Regions from separate parts of the Homo sapiens genome. Here region 1 is linked to region 2. Evidence: read pairs that join two places in POLR2A ChIA-PET (ENCODE). Cell type or tissue: B cell. All regions are shown on one strand. Each heading gives the region's core, and the rest is flanking DNA. Links, peaks and the distances in the headings are about the cores only. Region 1 has its middle 87 kb from the start of ATF7IP. Region 2 has its middle 160 kb from the start of ATF7IP.

Evidence for each region. Peaks named below come from ENCODE experiments on the same cell type or tissue, not always from the same donor. Only the 100,000 strongest peaks of a DNase experiment are listed, where the experiment ranks them.
Region 1: POLR2A ChIA-PET joins it to region 2 with 10 read pairs; 3 of 35 experiments call an interaction of 5 or more read pairs at or near these places.

The regions. Positions count from the first base shown.
Region 1 is chr12:14,273,299-14,284,168 of GRCh38, reverse strand. No RefSeq gene overlaps it. Among named protein-coding and RNA genes, the nearest start is that of ATF7IP, 87 kb to the left of the region's middle. RefSeq lists enhancers at 11-220, 3,148-3,257. In B cell, for the core only: no CTCF peak of the experiment used is centred there; DNase peaks (open chromatin) are centred at 3,018, 4,124 and 5,378; H3K4me3 peaks cover 2,853 bases; H3K27ac peaks cover 5,579 bases.
Region 2 is chr12:14,198,829-14,209,698 of GRCh38, reverse strand. No RefSeq gene overlaps it. Among named protein-coding and RNA genes, the nearest start is that of ATF7IP, 160 kb to the left of the region's middle. In B cell, for the core only: no CTCF peak of the experiment used is centred there; no DNase peak of the experiment used is centred there.

The DNA.
Region 1 (10,870 bases), core at 989-8,988, 75 kb before region 2:
AAAAACTCTTATCCTCTAGCTTTTCTTCCTGAAGACAGGATATAGATTCTCCCTTACTGGAGACAGCTCTACATTCCTGTCAGCCCTGAGAGGCCCCAGGAGAGTCTGCAAACAAACTTGACTCCCATGTATTTACCTTCCCATAATTTCCCATGCTTGGAAACCTAAAACCACTTTTCTTTGTCCTGTCATTTCTCTACACGTTTGTTTTTCTTTGTTGAAGATGCCTTGTAAGTGGAGTTCTAAGCCACCATTTTGAGTTACTTTTCACTGACGTTTCTCCCTTGAGATGTGCGCTGCATGCCTTAATAAACTGTTTTTCTTGTGTTAATGCGTCTTTTGTTACAGAAGTCTATTCCAAGGAAGAGCTTAGGAGGGTTGAGGAAAAACATTATCTTTCCTCCCCTGCATCCCCATCCTTCACTTTTCTTTCAGGCTCTAAAGACAAACCCATGACAGGAGGTTTTTTTTTCTCTCTCTCTTTAAGAGTTCTGTTGTTAATCACCACCACCAGGAACCAAGTAAGCGTGAAAAACCATGAGAGAAAAATGAGAAGTTGCAATGTTCTCACAAAACCCCCCCAGTTTCCAACTTAGTAAATGACAAGTGGAAAACAATTTTTGAATTTTTTCCCTCTTACCTTCATTTCTCCAGTGGACGAAAAGGTGGAGTTTTCCTTCTGTGTCACTCTCTTGCTCCACATTTAGATGTAAATTAGGCCTGAAGAAACGATTCTGGTCCAACAATAAGCATCCCTTTGGTACAAGTGGCAATTTACATCTTTCAAAACCCCTAGAACTTTTTCCCCGCCCAGGCAGAATCTTTTGTGCAAAATTGGGACCAGTATAATCCCAAATGGGTTACTTACCTCCTTTTGGAAAGAGTAGAAGAAAAACTTCAGTTTGGTATTTGGAATTGCAAATTTTGTTACTCAGGAGAAGTCTGTATGTAAAGATCTGGCTCCCTGAAAGAAGCATAATTATGAGGAAATTTGTAATTTTTTTAGAATTTTGGTTTCAGAAAAACCTCTAAAAATCTTTAAAATTAAAGATTTAAGGAACTAAAGAATTCTGATTTGGGAAAATTTTGCTCAGTAATATGAGAATTTAGTTTAATAAGTTCTTCACAAATTGAGGTGAAGTTGGGTTACAAGTGCCTAACCAGACTAGCAGTTCCCTTTGGGAAAAAAGGGGCCTTCTTGGGTTGGGTCAGAAAAATCCTTTTTCTTCTGCGACTAAAGACATTACTTTAGCATTAACTTAGGAATACTACCTGATACTTGACCAACATAAAAACAATGCTTTGTGTGATTTTACAGCAAAGTAAATTTAGTAATTCGAGACTGTAACTTTTTTTTTCTTTCCAACGTTTATTTTAAGTTCAAGGGGTGCATGTACAGGTTTGTTACATAGGTAAATTGTGTGTCACAGGGGTTTGGTGTACAGATGATTTTGTCACTCAGGTAATCAGCATAATAACTGATAGGCAGTTTTTCAGTCCTCACCCTCCTCCCACCCTCCGCCCTCAGGTAGGTCCTGGTGTCTGTTGTTCCCTTCTTTGTGTCCATGTGTACTCAATGTGTAGCTTCTACTAATACATGAGAACACACAGTATTTGGTTTTCTGTTCCTGAGTTAATTTGCTCAGGATAATGGCCTCTAGCTCCATCCATGTTGCTGCAAAGGACATGATTTTCTTCTTTTTTATGGCTGTGTAGTATTCCATGGTGTATATATACACATTTCCTTTATCCAGTCCACCATTGATGAGCATCTAGGTTCATTCTATGTCTTGGCTATTTTGAATAGTGCTGCAATGAACATACTCATGCATGTGTCAATACTGCAACTTGGCTGAGTGCATTGACTCACACCTGTAATTCCTATGCTTTGGGAAGCTGATCACCTGAGGTCAGGAGTTCAAGAACAGTCTGGCCAATATTGTGAAACCCCATCTCTACTAAAAATACAAAAATTAGTGGTAGTGGTGGCAGATGCCTGTAATCCCGGCTACTCGGGAGGCTGGGGCAAGAGAATCACTTGAAACTGGGAGGTGGAGGTTGCAGTGAGCCAAGATCATGCCATTGCACTACAGCCTGGGCGACAAGAGCAAGACTCCGTTTCAAAAAACAAAAACAAAAAAACCTCACAACTTAACTACCAGGAGAGTTGCAGATTGGATCGTGAAATAGGTGAAGCTTATGTTCTTCCCTTTCTAATGCTTTCATCCCTTTCATGTTTCCCTACTTTCCAGCTTCTTTATTTTCCAAGTCCTTCTCAGTTAGCTAATGTCTAGTAATTTTATTTTTATAATTTAAAAGTGGATTCTTAAACACCTGAGGGTGTAAAGGAAAGACTCCTGGTAGAATTGAAGCAAGGTGACCACCTATAGATATCTCTATCTGAATGCCTCATGCTGTGATATGCATCTGGTTTCTGCTTGGATGCTTAGTCACTGCCAAGTAATCTTCTACAATTGCTGTTGGCTCACTTACAGCTTGAATTATAGAAATGTTATTAAATTCTTGTTTTCCTTTCTTATCTTCCAAACAAAACATAGCAGGATCTGGCCAGGCGAGGTGGCTCACACCTGTGATCCCAGCACTTTGAGAGGCCCAGGCGGGTGGATCACGAGGTCAGGCATTCGAGACCAGCCTGGCCAACATGGCGAAACCCCATCTCTACTAAAACTAAAAAAATAAATAAATAAATAAAAATAAAAAAAATAAATTGCTGGGCGTGGTGGTGGGCGCCTGTAGTCCCAGCTACTCGGGAGGCTTAGGTAGGAGAATCGCTTGAACCTGGTGGGCGGAGGTTGCAGTGAGCTGAGATTGCGCCGCTTGCACTCCAGCCTGGGCGACAGAGCAAGACTCCATCTCAAAAAAAAAAAAAGAAGAAGAAAAAGAAATACGGCAGGATCTATGATCAGTTATTTATACCTTGACTGAAACTTTCGCTTTGTTCTGCCACTCTCAGCTTCAGTTGCCTTTGTCTTGTACTTGTGATAAACTTTCACCTAATAGACCTGGACACCTGGCCTGCCAACCCTCTTTCAGACTTGACTGAGTCAAATAATCCCAATTTATGTCAGATGAAAGCTGGGCACTGTAATCTCAAGGGAGTCCTCACGTACCCAGCCAAGGCAGGTGGATGCCGTAATCCTGAGATGGGCACTAAATGCTCACAATAGACCACTTTCAACCAGCTCTGGGCTTGAATAACTCATGAACCCAGGAAGGAGTAGCCAATGACATCACTCAGAGACCTTGCTTTCTTAATATGGGACAGATCTAGTTTACTGTATTTTGACTTCAAAGACTATCTCATTTTTTTTCTCCCCTAAGCCTCATTCCCAAGTCTACCTGAAGAGCTAAAATGAACTCTCTGTTTGGCAGTAAACACCTTTTCACTAAGCTCTCCATGTGTGCTCTCTAATAGTCTTATGTTTTTCTTCAACATCTTTGTGAAATAGAAGGCTTTATCTCTTTTCAAACAAATTTCTGGTGTCAAGGGACAGAGAGAAGAGTATTTGAGGAGTGGAGTAATGAGTAGGATAACCTTTCCATGGGCCATGAGATGTTACTTTCCTGACTCATGTCATCATAGCCAGTTGAGAATCACTAAATCTTCTTTTTTAGCATTAGCAAAGAACTGGTCAATTTTTTTTTTTTTTTTTTTTTTTGAGACAGAGTCTTGCACTTTCACCCGAGCTGGAGTGCAGTGGCATGATCTCGGCTCACTGCAACCGCCACCTCCCAGGTTCAAGCTCCTGCCTCAGCCTCCTGCGTAGCTGGGATTACAGGTGCCCGTCAAGACGCCCAGCTAATTTTTTGCGTTTTTAGTAGAAATGGGGTTTCACTATGTTGGCCAGGCTGCTCTTGAATGCCTGACCTCGTGATCCACCCACCTCAGCCCCCCAAAGTGCTGGGATTACAGGCGTGAGCCACCACGCCCAGCCAGAACTGGTCAAATTTTACGTGCTGTTCTTTGTGTTATTGATATGGTTTGGCTGTGTCCCCACCCAAATCTCATGATGAATTGTAGTTTCCATAATCCCCATGAGTCAGGAAGGGACCTGGTGGGAGGTAATTTAATCATGGTGGGGGTTTCCCCAATGCTTGTCTCACAAGATCTGATGGTTTTATAAGGGGCTTCACCCTTTGCTCGGCTCTCATTCTCCTTCCTGTGCCATGTGAAGAAGGACGTGTTTGCTTCCACTTTCTCCATAATTGTAAGTTTCCTGAGGCCTTCTCAGCCATGCTGAACTTTCAGTCAATTAAACCTCTTTCCTTTATAAATTACCCAGTCTCGGGTATGTCTTTATTAACAGCATGAATACAAATTAATACAGTTATTAAAGTCATATTAATACTTATTTGCTCCCTAAATAGAAAAATTAGCATATAGAATATACTTATTCACACTGCACAAATCCTCAGTGGTACAACAAATATACTATTGATCTGTGCTTGGCTTTTACTGGTTAGCATTCAAGAAATATGCTAATAATATAAATTTAAGAAAGTATGCCAGACATAAGACTTTTTTTTTTTTTTTTTTGAGGCGGAGTCTTGGTCTGTTGCCCAGGCTGGAGTGCAGTGGCGCCATCTCAGCTCACTGAAACCTCTGCCTTCTGTGTTCAAGTGGTTCTCCTGCCTCAGCCTCCAGAATAGCTGGGATTACAGGTGTGTGCCACCACGCCCAGCTAATTTTTTGTATTTTTAGTAGATACAGGGTTTCACCATGTTAGCCAGGATGGTCTCCATCTCCTGACCTCGTGATCCACCCAGCTCGGCCTCCCAAAGTGCTGGGATTACAGGTGTGAGCCACTGCACCCGGCCCATATATTTTATTCCTTAGAAGTCCATTCCAGGCCAGGTGTGGAGGCTCACTTCTACAATCCCAGCACTTTGGGAGGCTGAGGTGGGAGGACTGTTGGAGTCCAGGAGCTTGAGACCAACCTAGGCAACATAGTAAGACCCCGTCTCTACCAAAAAAAAAAAAAAATGTATATATATATATTAGCTACGTGTGGTGACACACGTCTATAGACCCAGCTACTCAGGAGGCTGAGGCAGGAGGATCATTTGAGCCAAGAGGTAGAGGCTGAAGTGAGCCATAATTATGCCACTGCACTCCAGCCTGGGTGACAGAGTGAGACCCTGTCTCAAATAAAATTCCATTCCAGTTTTCCGTATGTATATGGTTTATTCTCTAAGGTTTCTTTAAGTCACAGTGAAGTAGCTTCATACTCAAAATATCAGCTAGATTTTGTGCTGTTGATGACAGTGAAGGACTATGAAGAAGTAGAAGGCTAGGTTTCACTTCTATATGGTGATTATAAAAAGTTATCCATAGAAGGTAGGGAGGCTGTGCAGGTGTGGGGGCAGTAGGTACACGGGAACTCTCTGTACTTTCCACTCAATTTTGCTGTGAACTAAAACTGTTCTAAAAAAAGTCTATTTTTAAAAAAAGTTACCCAAGTCAGAGTGAAACAACAAAGAACTGACTGTGTAGGCTCCTGCCTGGGCCACATTTTGATACAAAAGATAGTTAACACAGTGAATTGTTAAAAGTATGATGGATATTGTGCAATGTGATTCACCTGCTAGAGCCAAGACTGCTATTTGTGATTAAATATCTGTTCTTGCCTCCCCCTTAGTAATAAAACCTTCAATTTTTAGTTGGACATTTGGCTTCCTAGTACAGAGGCTTCATTTTCTAGCTGCTCTTTCAGGTAGGGGTGCCAAGTGACTAAATTTCTGGCACAAAAATAGGACACAACTGGAATTGGTGAGTATTTTTTCTGGGCAGTGTACCCAAAGAGACAGAGCATACTTATTTTTTCTTTTTCTTTTTCTTTTCTTTTTTTTTTTTTTTTGCCTTTTCTTCCTAACAGCTTGGCAATTAAGCTGTATTCTCACAATTGGCTGAAAGCATCCCTTTCAGCTAGGTGTGCCATAGGGTTAAGTTATAACCAATAGGTGTAAACAAAAGTACTACCATGTACACTTCTGGAAAATTGTCTTTAAAGGGAGGTAACATAATCTTCCCGACTTTCTTCTTTTTACCAGCTAGATGCTTCAGCAGATTTGAGGAAAAAAAAAAAAAAAAAAAAAAAAAAAAATATATATATATATATATATATATTTTTTTTTTTTTTTTTGAGATGGAGTCTGGCTCTGTCGCCCAGGCTGGAGTGCAGTGGCACGATCTCCGCTCACTGCAAGCTCCGCCTCCCAGGTTCACGCTATTCTCCTGCTTCAACCTCCCAAGTAGCTGGGACTATAGGCGCCCGCCACCATGCCCAGCTAATTTTTTTTTATTTTTAGTAGAGAGGGAGTTTCACCGTGTTAGCCAGGATGGTCTCAATCTCCTGACCTCGTGATCCGCCCGCCTTGGCTTCCCAAAGTGCTGGGATTACAGGCGTGAGCCACCACGCCTGGCCAATTTGAGGAATATTTTTGAGGATGGAAGAACAATAAGATAGAAGACTGGGTCCTCGAGGACTGCTGAGCTGCTTTCAGGCCCTGCTCTATTTCTTTCCAATTTAGTACACATGAAAGAGAAAAACTTCCATCTTGTTTAAATAAGTGTCAGTTTTAGGTTGCTGTGTTTCATGCTAAATGGATTCCTAATAGATACAGGATTAAGAACTTGGAAGTGGAATACTAAGAAAAACCAAAAACATGATACTAGGCTTAGAAGTTGAGTGGCAGGTGGTATAGACTCAACATCACAGGCTGGTCATTTTGTGGCAAACATTTCCCTGCTTTAACTTGAAAAGGGGACCACATGCTGACTGAGGCTGTAGCTTTAGGGGAAATGATAGGAAAGATTAATGATTTTTGTGGGTATTGGTTGCCTACTGATGCTTTCAGAAAGCCTTACAGGCAAGAAGGCAGTGGAGAAACAGAGATAGAAGGGACTACAGCTTTGCTAAAAGATTGCTATTTTTCTCAAGTCTACAATCAAAGTTGACCATTTGGACCCTTGCAAGAATAAAAGGGCAACTGCTTTTGCACTCAAAATTGAACCAGTTATAAGCAGTGGTTGAAAGCCTGCAACCTTAGTAAGAGAGAAAACTAGTGACCCCTCATACAAAAGCATTGACCTGCTAGCAAAGAGTAGATTAAGGGTACTTCTCTCCCATCCAAGTGTGTTTTAAACAACTTTCAAGGTAGTTGCCATTAAATTGAGGGATAAGGCTGGGTGCAGTGGCTCATGCCTGTAATCCAAACACTTTGGGAGGCCCAGGCAGGCAGATTGCTTGAGCACAGGAGTTTGAGTTCGGCCTGAGCATCATGACAAAACCGTGTCTCTACAAAGAAGTAAAAACATTAGCTGGGCATGGCGCGTACATGCCTGTAGTCCCAGCTACTCAGGAGGCAGAGGCAGGAGAATCACCTGAGCCTGGGGAGGTTGAGGCTGCAATGAGTCTGGGCGTAGAGTAATACCCTGTCTCAAAAAGTTTAAAAATTGAGAGTAAAGCTGGGCACAGTGGCTCACACCTGTAATCCCAGCATTTTGGGAGGCTGAAACAAGTGGGTCACTTGAGGCCAAGAGTTGGAGACCAGCCTGACCAACACGGTGAAATCTTGTCTCTACTAAAAATATAAAAACTAGCTAGGTGTGGTGGTGCATGCCTATAGTCCCAGCTACTCAGGAGGCTGAGGTGAGAGGACCGCTTGAACCTGGGAGGTGGAGGCTGCAGTGAGCCGAGATTGTGCCACTGCACTCTGGCCAGGGCAACAGAGAGAGACTCTGTCTCAAACAAAACAAAACAAAACAAAAAAGATCTGTCTTCAGGCTTTAAACAAACAAACGAAAACACTGTGGCTAGACAAGATCTTTGGCTGTACTTACAAGGACAGAGAATTGAATGAAAATAAATTTTAAAAAATTATATTTGAAAGAATTATATTGCCTGCAAAAATCTGTGACTATTATAGCCCTATAGCAATCCCCAAGCCTGCACAAAAATGAAGTGGATTTAATAAAGAGTGTATCTCCCGAAAAAGGGATGACTCAGCAAAGCCAGTCTCAGATGTGGCCATGGAGGAGGCTGATGAAGGAGGAACTTCTGAGAGAGCAGAGCTAAGGACCAGGAAGTGCATCAGTCTTCTATGGTTGCCATAACAAAATACCACAGATTGGAGGTCTAAACAACTCTTTATTTTTTCATGGTTCTGGAGGCTGGAAGTGCAAGATCAATATATCAGCAGGTTTAGTTTATCCTGAGGTCTCTCTCCTTGGCTTGCAGATGGTCACCTTCTTGTTGTGTCTTCACATGGCCGTTCCTCTCTGCATGTACGTCCCTAGGGTCTCTTCCTCTTCTTCTTAGGACACTAGCCATATGTGATTAGGACCCCAGCCTTATGACATCATTTAACCTTAACTGCCTTTTAAAAGGCTCTATCTCCCAACAAACAAACAAACAAAACAAAAACAGTCCCATTGGGGGATTGGGTTCTACCCCAAATTCACATGTGGTGAATTTGGGGTAGAACACAATCCAGTCCACAACAAGGATAGTAATTGAAAAAGCTCATCTCAGAGAGCAGAACCAAGGGCTGCCTGGTGAGCTAATCAAAGAACTCCCTTCTCAGGCCAGGGAGTTCTCTGCAATTAGTGCTCAGCAGGGTTTGATAACTCCTATGGACCAGTACCAGTGAGTGTTACATGTTTCCTGCTTTCCTCTTCTCCAGTTGAAATTTTAATTAAGGTTACTCTATTCCTGTTTCACCACTATACAGTATACTGAATATGACCAAAAAGGCAGGATAAATAACTTTGTTTATGAGTTTCTGGAGCATGAGCCACTACATCTAGATAAGATGGAGATGACTCCATATCACCCAGAGTTTCTCAACTTTGAGCTTAAAGCAGTAACTAGAGGACACTTTGGAGTTCTCTCTCCTAGAGAGGAGGGCTCTATATAAAAAGAAGGAGCTTATGGATGAGAGGACTGTGGCAAGGACTGCTACGTCTCCCTTGATAGGTTCTTTCTTCCTCTTTCAAGTTTTAGCTGAACATAACAATTCCTAAAATAAAGGCTACACTTTCCAGCATCCCTTGCAGCTCTGTGAGATTTCCAGGACATGTTGTTTAAAAGAATGTGTGAAGGCAGCCAGGCGCGGTGGCTCACGCCTGTAATCCCAGCACTTTGGGAGGCCAAGGGGGGCAGATCACGAGGTCAGGAGATCGAGACCATCCTGGCTAACACAGTGATACCCTATCTCTACTAAAAATACAAAAAATTAGCTGGGCGTGGTGGCAGGCGCCTGTAGTCCCAGCTACTCGGGAGGCTGAGGCAGGAGAATGGCGTGAACCCAGGAGGCGGAGCTTGCAGTGAGCGGAGATCGCGCCACTGCACTCCAGCCTGGGCAACAGAGCGAGACTCCATTTCAAAAAAAAAAAAAAGAATGTGTGAAGGCCCGGCATGGTGGCTCATGCCTGTAATCCCAGAACTTTGGGAGGCTGACGCGGGTGGATCACCTGAGGTCAGGAGTTTGAGACCACCCTGGCCAACATGGAGAAACCCCATCTCTACTAAAAATACAAAAATTAGCCAGGTGTTGTGGCTCGCACCTGTAATCCCAGCTACTCGGAAGGCTGAGGCAGGAAAATTGCTTGAATCTGGGAGGCGGAGGTTGCAGTGAGCCGAGATCATGCCATTGCATCCTAGCCTGGGAGACAAGCAAAACAACTCCGTCTCAAAAAAATAAAAAAAATAAAAAAAAAAAAATAAAGAATGTGTGAGCCCAACTTACTCTTTTCTTTTTCCTGCTGGTTGGAATGACGACATGATTTTTGGAGCTTCACTGGCCATTTAGACTATGGAGTAAAGCTGCTTGCTGTGGATAGTAGTGCAAAAAGATCTAAAGAGCTAGGTTCCTGTCACTGTAGAATGACTTCGTCTAGACTTGTATGGCATGAGACAGAAATAAACTATACTTTTAAAGCCAATATTATTTGGGGTATGCTGGATTGTTCTGTCGTCAACATGACTAATCTGGGCAGAATTTTTTCCGGAATCCCTTATATGGACCTAGGTTAGAGTTGATCTCACGAGGAGCTTGCTCATAATTTGCAAGGCAGAAGTGAAACGGTAGCCATGCCTCTCTGAAGATCTTCATTGTGCCGCATGGTGATAGACAGATGTCAAGGTGCCCAGTGGGTTCAGCTTGTCCACTTTCCTCTGTTCTACACCAGGCTGTTCTTCCCAAATGCTAGCCCTGCTGGTCAACAGCAGTTGCAGGCCCACCACCAGACACTTAGCATACACAGAGGTGTCTTAAGAGGGGCATGGTTTCCCACACAATGCTTAGTGAGCTCCCTTTTTGCAGTACCAATTTGGCTGATGAATGTCCTGGATTTCTCAGATTTCCTTGCAAGCTTCGACTTGTCTGCTCACCCCAGGGCTTTAGGGGACTGCTTAGTGACTATTTCTCCAGCTTCCCCTTCCGGATCTTTACTTTCTCAACTCCTCCCACAGTTGTGTAAGTACTAGTTCCTATAATAAATCCCTTGCCTAATAACACTCACAGTAGCTCTGTTCCTTCACTGAACCCTGACTGATATATTGGATTTTATGACATGTAGATCACCTTTATTCTAACAGAGTCACATACATTATCCTGCTAAATCTTCCTAAGAGCCATGGGAAGGTAGCACTGTTGTTATCTCTATTTTACAGACGTGGAAATGGGTTTAGAGAAGTTAAATAATATTCTCACTGTCATACAGCAAGTAAGTGGGGATGCCAAGTTTGTAACCCAATCTGCCTCCTGCCAGAGCCCGAGAGCTTAACCACAACACCTTAATACATATGTACTTCCTGTCCAGAAGTTCTACGCTAATTCATATTCC
Region 2 (10,870 bases), core at 1,114-9,113:
TCTTCTACAGAAATAGTCCACTTTTCCCTTGTAAAGACTAATTCTCCCTCTTCAGGTAAGCAAACAGTGATCTTTCTAAGTAAGCAAGTAGGCAATGATCCAGCCAGGTGATGTCAGGAAGTCTCTGTCATCAGCCATTCCCGTGCTGGTTCACTGGTACATGAACAGAGTAGTCATGGTGGCAGGGATGAAGTCTATACGTGGGTCCAACAAAATGGGTTGCACTTACCCAAGCTGATCTAGATTTTGTTGCTGTCGAAAGCTATGGAGACAAATCCTGAACCCCAATATAGCACCATCCCTCAAGGAGACCAATCATCCACTTGGTGGCATGTTAACTATTTGGATCCTGTAATGAATGGAATGTTTATTCCTATGTTGAAATCCTAACTCCCTAGGTGAAGGTATTAGGAGGTAGGGCCCTTGGGAGGTGATTAGGTCATAAGGGTGCAGTCCTCATGAATGGGATTAGTGTTCTTATAGAAGAGAGCTTGTTTGCTCCTTCTGCCATGTGAGGATGTGGCAAGTAACAGGCTATCTATGAGCCAAAAAGCAGGCTCTCACTAGATATTTAATCTTTTATTTTCTGAGATAGGGTCTTGCCTTGCACTGTACTCTAGGTTGGAGTGCAGTGGTGAGATGCTAGCTCACTGCAGCCTTGATCTCCTGGGCTTAAACAATCCTCCCACCTTGGCCTCTCAAGTAGCTAAGACTACAGGAAGGTTCCATATAACTAGCTAATTTTTTTTTTTTTTTTTTTTTTTTTTGGTAGAAACAGAGTCTCCCTGTGTTGCCCAGGCGGGTCTTGAACTCCTGGGCTCAAGCAATCTGCCCACCTCAGGCTCCCAAAGAGCTAGGATTACAGGCATGAGCCAACATACCTTGACATGTCAATATCTAGACACAGAATCTTGATCTTGAACTTCCCACCTCCGGAACTGTGAGAAATAAATTTCTGCTGTTTATAAGTCACCCAGTCTATGTTATTCTGCTATGGCAGCTAAATTTATCTTGGCTGGAATTGATGTATTCTGAGTATGAGTTTAACTTTCTTGCCTGTAGGGCCTCATCCAGCATCACTTGTTGAGGGCTTATAAAGTATTTGATCTACTTGACATGGGATCTGGATGACATCTCACTGGACTAAGGAACCCACTTAACAGGATAGGAAATGCAGCAGTTCACACATGACTTAAGATCCACTGGTCCTCTCACCTACCATTCCACCCAGAGCCTGCTGGTCTGATAGAGTGATGAAACAGCATTGGTGTAAACAGCTCTGATGAAACCTGTTAAGGTACCAACTTGGAGAGAACACCCTGAGAGGATGGGGCACCATTTCCCGGAATTAGTATACATCTGAAGTCAACCAGAGCTGTATGGGATGGTATCTTCAATAAATAAAGTCTGATAGAGAGAGTTAATTTACAACTGGACTAGAACAGCACTGTCTTTGTCTCTGTGAATGCCTTGATGTCTGGTTTCTGACTGTCAGACAAGATAAGAAAAGTGGAATTTATGATGTGCTGTTTGAAGTCTGAAACTCCCTTCCTAACTGCCAGGGCCAATTTCTATACTGACGGCCTTAAACTGGCCTAACTGGTTTGATAGCCCTGGCTAAGGGTACATAAAAACTCCACTGGGAACTTCCTTATTGAATTCCCCCAAAGCTAAGATTCCTTGCACAGATCTTGGTGGTTTGACCTAGATTCTGACTGCATCGTGTGCAAATCAGGACCCTGGGGAGCTGTGTCGGAGCTGTCTCTCAGATTCCAATGCTTGCCTGTACTCTCCATCTCTTGATGCAGTGCATCACTTGCCTTTAAATAAAAGCCTTGAGTCTGGTAAGGCCTTTAAAATATCTGAACTTGAGAAGTCTTTGCAACAGAATATAATGGGAACTAATGGATGGAGGCAAGAGTGGCTCCACCAACCGTTACTCCCCAGTAACTCACTGGGGAAATTGTGTTTCCTAGAGATCCTGATCCCAAAGAGTGAGCACTTTCACCAGAGGATACAGAAAGTGTTGCATTAAACCTCAAGCTATGGCTGCCATCCAGTTACTTTGGACTTATTGTGCCAACATACCAGCAGTCAAATAGGAGATTCACCCTCCTGGAAGAAGTAATCAACTCTGACCATTAGGAAATAATATGTTTGGCACCCACACAATCCACTTGGTTTCTTGATACAACAGGCATGCAGGTCCTGAGATGGGGATGATGACCAGGGTCTTAGATCCTCTCAGAGATGAGTGTCTGGGTCACTCCACCTAGGTGATAAGGTTTGGCTCTCTGTCCCCACCCAAATCTCATCTTGAATTGTACTCCCATAATTCCCATGTGTTGCAGGAGGGACTCGGTGGGAGATAATTGAATCATGGGGGTGGTTTCCCCCATACTGTTCTTATGGTAGTGAATAAATCTCATGAGATCTGAATTTTTTTTTTTTTTTTTTTTTTTTTGAGACAGGGTCTCACCCTGTTGCTCAGGCTACAGTGCAGTGGCGTGATCTCAGCTCACTGCAATCTCTGTCTCCCGGGTTCAAGCAATTCTCCTGCCTCAGTCTCCCAGGCAGCTGGGATTACAGGCACTCACCACCACACCCCACTAATTTTTGTATTTTTAGTAGAGACAGGGTTTCACCATGTTGGTCAGGCTTGTCTCGAACTCCTGACCTTGTGATCCACCCACCTCAGCCTCCCAAAGTGCTGGAATTACAGGCATGAGCCACCATGCCCGGCTGATCTGATGGTTTTATCAGGGGTTTCTGCTTTTGCATCTTCCTCATTTTCTCTTTGAGATGGAGTCTCACTCTGTTGCCATGCTGGAGTGCAGTGGCACAATCTTGGCTCACTGCAACTCCGCCTCCCAGGTTCAAGTGATTCTCCTGCCTCAGCCTCCCCAGTAGCTGGGACTACAGGCACCCACCACCACACCCGGGTAATATTTTGTATTTTTAGTAGAGATGGGGTTTCACCATGTTGGCCAGGATGGTCTCGATCTCTTGACCTCGTGATCCACCTGCCTCGGCCTCCCAAAGTGCTGGGATTACAGGCATGAGCCACCGCCCCCGACCTGCATCTTCCTCATTCTCTCTTTGCCTGCTGCCATCCATGTAAGATGTGACTTGTTCCTCCTTGCCTTCTGCTGTGATTGTGGGGCTGCCCCAGCCATGTGGAACTGTAAGTCCAGTTAAACCTCTTTCTTTTGTAAATTGCCCTGTCTTGGGTATGTCTTTATCAGCAGTGTGAAAATGGACTAATACACTAGGTAAGCCACCTAGGTCAGGAGAGAGAAAGGGAATCTAAGAGACCTATAAGGTAGAATGATGATAAGTATCATTTGTGCTCTTGAGATCAGCTGCATGGTGGGGATGGAGGCCCTGTGAAATTTTAAGGACCTGCTCTTGGAACTTGAATGAAGCAGGTGGATCCAAGAGACTCAGGGGTGGACTATAATGGATGTTGTACTACCCCACCTTGATCTCCCCACTCCAGGACTGAAGCCTTTTTTACCCCTTCTGCTGGGAGTGTTGTCAGTCAATAGACCTCAGCTGAATTCTTCTCCAGTTCTTGGCCTTGGTTGAAGAACTGCCCCTCCCGAAGAGTAGCTAACATCCAAGTGTCTGGTTGTTTTGGGAGCATAAAGGCCCAGTCCTCTTGCTCCACTTTGGAGCAACTCTAAAGTGTCATCCTATCTCCAAAGCTCCCTTTAAGATGAACCTAGGCCTTTGTTGTGACTCACAGTTTAACTTCTGTCTCTGCCCAATTATACTTTCTTTTTTTTTCCCAGTGATACTTTCTTCATGTCCCCACAGGTTTTGTTCTTGAGAGTACTCCCTAAGCAACATTCTGTACTCAATCTCTTAGAGTTTGCTTTTCAATGAACCCAGTCTGTGACCATCTGAATGCATCTTGCTTTCTTTCTTTCTTCCTTCCTTTTTTTTTTTTTTTTTTTTTTTTTTAAGATGGAATCTTGCTCTGTCACCCAGGCTGGAGTCAGTGGCATGATCTCGGCTCACTGCAACCTCCACCTCCAGGGTTCAAGCAATTCTCCTGTCTCAACCTACTGAGTAGCTGGGACTAGAGGCGCGTACCCCTGTGCCCATCTAATTTTTGCATTTTTAGTAGAGACGGGGTTTCACCAAGTTGGCCAGGCTGGTCTTGAACTCCTGACCTCAAGTGATCCATTCACCTCAGCCTCCCAAAGTGCTGAGATTACAGGCATGAGCCACTGTGCCTGGCCCTGAATGCATCTTTCTAAAATCCAGTCTAGTCTCTAAGAAGCCTGTAATTGCCTTCTTATTCTTGGTGTAAAGCTGCAATGGTTTTTAAACTGGGTTCCAAAAAACCCTTCTGTGGAGGTGCTTCATTGCAAATATTTAATTTGAATTTCATTCTTAAAAAACAATGGATACATTGTTTTTTAAATGTGTCCAAAAATGACTGGACACAGTGGCTCATGCCTATAATGAGCCACTATATTTGGGAGACTGGGGTGGGAGGATTGCTTGAGGCCAGGAGTTTGATACCAACCTGGACAACAAAGCAAGACCCTATCTCTACAAAAAAATTAAAAAATTAGCTGGGTGTGGTGGTGCATGCTTATGGTCCCAGCTACTTGGGATGCTGGGGTGGGAAGATCACTTGAGCCTGGGCTGTCAAGGCCATAGTGAGCCATGATTATACCACTGCACTCTGGACTGGGTAATAGAGTGAGACTCTGTCTCTCAAAAAAAAAAAAAAAAATTAACAATGTAAAAAGCACTAAAACCAAAAATACAAACTACTGAGAAAAACGAGCACAGAAATATAAATGTGCTATATCCTAAAGTTTACACATATTTTACAGTGTATTAACTTGTGGTGCCAACTCCTATGATTTTTGTGTAGAGCCCAGGAGAAAGTTTCACTTTTCATTATTGTGTACATATTTCAACTTTTAAGAAATTATTTTTGGCTGGGCACGGCGGCTCACGCCTGTAATCCCAGCACTTTGGTAGGCTGAGGTGGGTGGACCACCTGAGGTCAGGAGTTTGAGATCATCCTGGCCAACATGTTGAAACCCTGTCTCTACTAAAAATATAAAAATTAGCTGGGTGTGGTGGGGCGTGCCTGTAATCCTGGCTACTCGGGAGGCTGAAGCAGGAGAATCGCTGGAACCCAGGAGGTGGAGGCTGCAGTGAGCCAAGATTGCACCACTGCACTCCAGCCTGGGCGACAGAGCGAGACTCTGTCTCAAAGAAAAAAAAGTTTTTTTGAATATATAATATATGTACGTAGTTTGGAATTAAAAGATATAAAGGAGTATATACATAATTTTTTATATATATGTATTTATTTATTGAAAAGAATAATTCCCTTTCACCCCCATCTTCTAGTTCCCCTGTTCCCTCTCCAGGGGCAAATATAGCACTCGGTTTCTTGCATATTTTTCTAGAGATACCTTATGTATTAAATTATGTATATATAGTGAGAGTTTCCAGAATCAAAATGGAGTCTCTTGTGTCAGACCAAATCAACAACAACAAAATAAAGCTGGGAAGTTAAGAATGAAGGGCCCTCACTCACATATGCCTATGATAAGAACTATTACAAAGACTCTCTAAAGGGCTCTTACACGTGTGCCTATAGCAAGAGTCTTTGCCAAGGATTCCAAACTGTAGCTTGCTAGGTGAGTCACAAGGACAGCTGGAAAGATCCATAAGAATACTTGCCTGACACACTGTCTCTATTAAAAAATTAGTGTCATCTTCTGTGATAAGCCTCTGTAAACAATGTTCTCTGTTTCAAACCAAATTATGTGTACTTTTCTCTTTTGCCTTTAAAAGCATCTCCTTGCCTCAACCTCCTTGGATACAACTGTAGTCTCCTTAGCCTGCATATCTTGGATTTGCAGATCCACTCTGCACTCCCCATTAAACTCATTATGTTTGAAGATCATCTCTCTTTTCTGTTACTTAGGTTGACAACACACACATATGCACATACCTTTTCCCCCTATATACACTGTAACGTATGCTAAATGCTGTTTTAAAGGTTGCTTATTATTTTTAATTTAACATATCTGCAACATTTTTGTTTATGGAAAAGGTCTCTAATATGTCATTAGTTCATAACTGCTGCTTTGCATATTAAAGACCTTTACCTTTTCTAAAAGACCTGATCTTTTCTATAATAAATATGTGGATTTTGGGAAAGAGATTCCAAAGCAGAATATCAATAGCATGGATTGGCTGATATTAGCTGCATTCATAAGGTTATAAAAGAAAGAAATGAACTCAGAAAAAAAAAATAGCCTACTTGCAAGCAGCACTAAAAAGTAAGAGAGAATTCAGGCATTTTAGGACTGTGTCAAAAGATACCACTTTTTCTTTCTTTCCAACTAGTAAATGATAAAAGGAGGAATAATTTCATCTAGGAAGGCCAATTCAGCCTTAGGACAAAGACCAAATCAATGATGTAGCTATGAGATGTTCTGTTAAGACCTTGGATTGCATTAAGCTGGACCATACTAACCCATGCAGCTGAACAAAATGGCTTCTAGAAAAGTGACTAAGGGCAAGGTCCTGTGGAAACCTGATAAACTTAAAGGACCTGTAATTACATCTAGAAAGAAAGTCATGTTTCAAAAAGAATTGTTGGTGTGACTGAAGTCATAAAAAATGGACACATATTTTGGAGAGAGATTTATCGTCGAAAATGCCATGAGCTTGTATTACAAGAGACTGGGACCGTTTAGGCTATAAACGACTTTTGGGGCCCCAGATTTCCATAGGCTGAGAAAGGTGCCCTTCTGCCAATGAGACCATGTTCTCTATTGCCCTCTTTAGCTATGTCCAAGGAAAAAAATGAAAGATATAGAAAGTGCAGCCAGGCACCACAGAGAAAAGTGGACTAGGGAAAATAGTTTGAGGATCAGTTAAGGGCCTCCTACAAGCCACTAGTGAAGTCTTGGGGCTCTGGGTGTAGTGGGGTGTCCCAGCCTTCCTAGCAGCCTCCTGAGAAACAGCAAGATTCTAGAGGGAATGGATGCATGGTCTGTCTCCAGGGAGGGAGACCACAGGGCTGGATTGGTCATTGATTGCCTGTGTGACCATGTTGACAGTAGTAGTGCACATCTGAGCTATACCCTGTGTAGAAAAATGATTGATTATTGAGGGCTGGCCCAGCCCTCAACTACTACAGTCCCACTCCACCTCTTCTGCATTTTGGCACTGTAGGGCTTCAGAACTTTGGGCTGAGGCTGGTTGCAATGGCTCATGCCTGTAATCTCAGCACTTTTGGAGGCTGAGGCAGTCGGATCACTTGAAGTCAGGAGTTCAAGACCAGTGTGGCCAACATGGTGAAACTCCATCTGTACTAAAAAAAATACAAAAATTAGCCAGTGTGATGGCATGTGCCTGCAATCCTAGCTACTCAGGAGGCTGAGGCAGGAGAATTGCTTGAACCTGGGAGGCAAAGTTTGCAGTGGGCCGAGATTGTGCCATTGCACTCCAGCTTGGGCAACAGAGCAAGACTTCATCTCAAAAAAAAAAAAAAAAACCAAAAAACCGAAAAACCAAAAAAACAAAACTAAACTCTGGGCTGAATGAAAACAACAAATAAAATCGAGGCTGAATTTTTAGTCCATCAGGATTGGGGTTGAGAGTTAATTAAAATGAAGAATAGAATATAAAGAAGTGAGTTATTACTTGTATACTGTAGTATACTGGAGTTTGTTGATTCCTATCTGTTATAAATTCATTTACCCATTCAGTCATCAAAATTTTCTGAGTGTGTACTTTTTGTCAGGGCCTGAACTAGGTCCTGGAAATACATTGGTGAACAAAATCTTCGTGGAGTTTACGTCCTGATACATAGATGTCTTAGTCTGTTTTCTACTGCTATAATAGAATACCACAGACTGGGTAATTTATAAAGAAAAGAGATTTATTTGGCTTATGGTTCTTGAGGCTGGGAAGTTCAAGGGCATGGTGCTGGCATCTGTTTGGCCATCTGGTGAGGTCCTACTTGCTGTGACACACTATGGCCAAATGACGGGAAGGGCAAGAGAGCACATGCAATAGAGTTTCCTTTTATAACAAAGTCACTCCTGAGATAACTAACCCACTCCTTTAATAATGACATCAATTCACTTATGAGGGTGGAGCCCCCATGATCTAATCACTTCTTTTAAAGCCCCTACCTCTCAATACTGTCACATCAGCAATTAAATTTCAGCATTAATTTTGGAGGGGACATTCAAACCATAGCAATAGGATTTGTGACATTTGGCTGGAAACTTGGAAATAAGAGTATATATGTTGCCATGACATCCTGTTTATAAGTCCCACATCCACATTCAAATAATTTACTACTAACAAAGAGGTAGGTGCTATGTAATTATATTGTTCCTAGAACAGGGTACAAGTAACATTGGAATAATATTTTCTCTAAGGCAGGCTGGTTACACAGCTATCAGCACAAGCAATCTTTAGCTAATTAGGATTTCAAAGGAAACATAAACATTTAAATGTAATAGGATTATACCTGGGTGGAGGCATTAAGGATATCTATCTCTCTCAGTAGCTTTCAGGCTTAGTTAGAGAGCTAGGATGGTTAAGATTTAATTTTCATTTATTCAAAAAGAAATCAAATGTATTCTTCCAAGTGGGAACAAGAGGATTGGTGTCAGTCTGGTCTTTCCCCTGCCCTACTCAACTAGTTAAGCAAATGTTTCACAGCAAATATCTGTCTGTCGGATGTTTAAATTGTGTCAGGAACATTAATAGAATTTTTGTTACATGTTATCTCTTAAAAAATAGACCAATATTATTAATGTGAATCCTTTATTAAGATTATATTAATTATTAATAGAGTCACATTAATAACATTAATGTTAATTATTTTGTTATTAATAATAAAATATTAACAATTATTAATACCAATAATTAAATATTGATTAATAATAATGATTAAGCTAATTAAGTTCACATTGTATTAGTACGTTCTCACACTGCTAATAAAGACATACCCAAGACTGGGTAATTTATAAAGGAAAGAAGTTTAATTGACTCACAGTCCAGCATGGCTGGGGAGGCCTCAGGAAACTTACAATCATGACAGAAAGGGAAGCAAACACATTCTTCTTCACATGGTGGCAGGAAGGAGAAGAATGAATGCCCAGTGAAGGGGGAAGCCCTTTATAAACCATCAGATCTCATGAGAACTAACTCACTATCATGAGAACAGAATGGGGGAAACTGCCCCAGTGGTTCAATTATCTCCACTTGGTCCCTCCCACGACACGTGGGGATTATGGGAACCACAATTAAAGATGAGATTTTGGTGGGGACACAGCCAAACCATATCACATATATTAATGTGATAAAAGCAGGTAAAGTTCTGATTTTTTTCCCTTCAAACAACAAAACAATAAAACCCTAAATAAAACAAATAACATGATTATAGAAAGCATAATGTGGCAATAATCTCCCATTGAGGCTGTAGTTCTAGTTCTTTCTTTTTCAAAGTTTCAATGCCATAATAATTTGTCAGAGGAAAATTAGGCAGTAAAAAGCATCTTTTCTTTCCCTCAGAAGATTGAGGGAAAGGTTAAGGAGAGGGGAAAATAATGTGAGTAAATATGGTCAGCCTAAAATAGAGTTAATGTAGCTCCATATCTAACATTGTTTACCCAGACTGCTTTTTTCCATGAAGAACACCAATAATTATCAGTATTTGGCAACAAAGATTGCAGATTGCTTCATGTGAGGTTAATATTTACTTCCATTTTTCTCGGAAAAGACTTTCAAAAAGAATTTCTATTTGGGTGTTCTTGAGGGAATTGTACTGATTCATTTCTTTGTTATAAACTATTTTGGGGAAAAGCTGAAATGTTACATACCTACTTTTGTTTCTTTGCTTGGTGAAGTTGATTGTGCTGGATTTTGTAATTCTATTGTTTTGTTAAAATGACAATTTTTTTTTTTTTTGAGACACAATCTCAATCCGTCACTCAGACTTGAGTGCAGTGGTATGATCTTGGCTCACTGCAACCTCTGCCTCCCAGGTTCAAGTGATTCTCATGTTGCAGTCTCTCGAGTAGCTGGCATTATAGGTGTATGCCACCATGCCCAGGTAATTCTTGTATTTTTGTAGAGATGGGATTTCGCCATGTTGGCCAGGCTGGTCTTGAACTCCTGACCTCAAGTAATCCACCTGCCTTGGCCTCCCAAAGTGCTGAGATTACAGGCATGAGCCACTGCGCCCAGCCTAAAATGGCGATGTTTTTCCCCTATAGAAGCCCTTCTGAATTCAATGGGAGGCCTTCTTTGAGTTACTTGTCTTTACTTAGAGGGATATTCTGAAAGCCAACTATGGTGAATACAAAAATCAGGGAACTACAGGTCATAGAAATGTATCAAAATGTAGTGGCTGTCAGACAGTATAACTTAATTGATTTAACAGTTTTTATAATCAAGTTCTAGTGGTTGATTTCAATCTCCGGTCAATGTGGGTTGACCAACTAAATAATTCCAGGTTTTCTGCCCCTCCCCTGGCATGTAAAGTAATCCAGGTTTTTCATAGTGAAATTGGTATGCATTTTTTAAAGAGAATCAACTAAGCTTGGGTGTTTGGGATAATAACAAAAATGCTTTTTTACCTTCTACCTTATTAGCTGAGTCTTAACTGAGAGAATGTTTTTGAACTCTATTATTTCTCATTCATTCTACTCCCGGCTCCCTGGGATTTCAGCAATTATGGTAGCTCTTCCTTCTGATTTTTTATTTTTTCTCCACAAGATCTTTGGTATTCATGAGGCCAATCTCATCAGCATTCAAAGCTATTAGGGATTTCCAGGTCATAATCTCAGATCCTACAAGC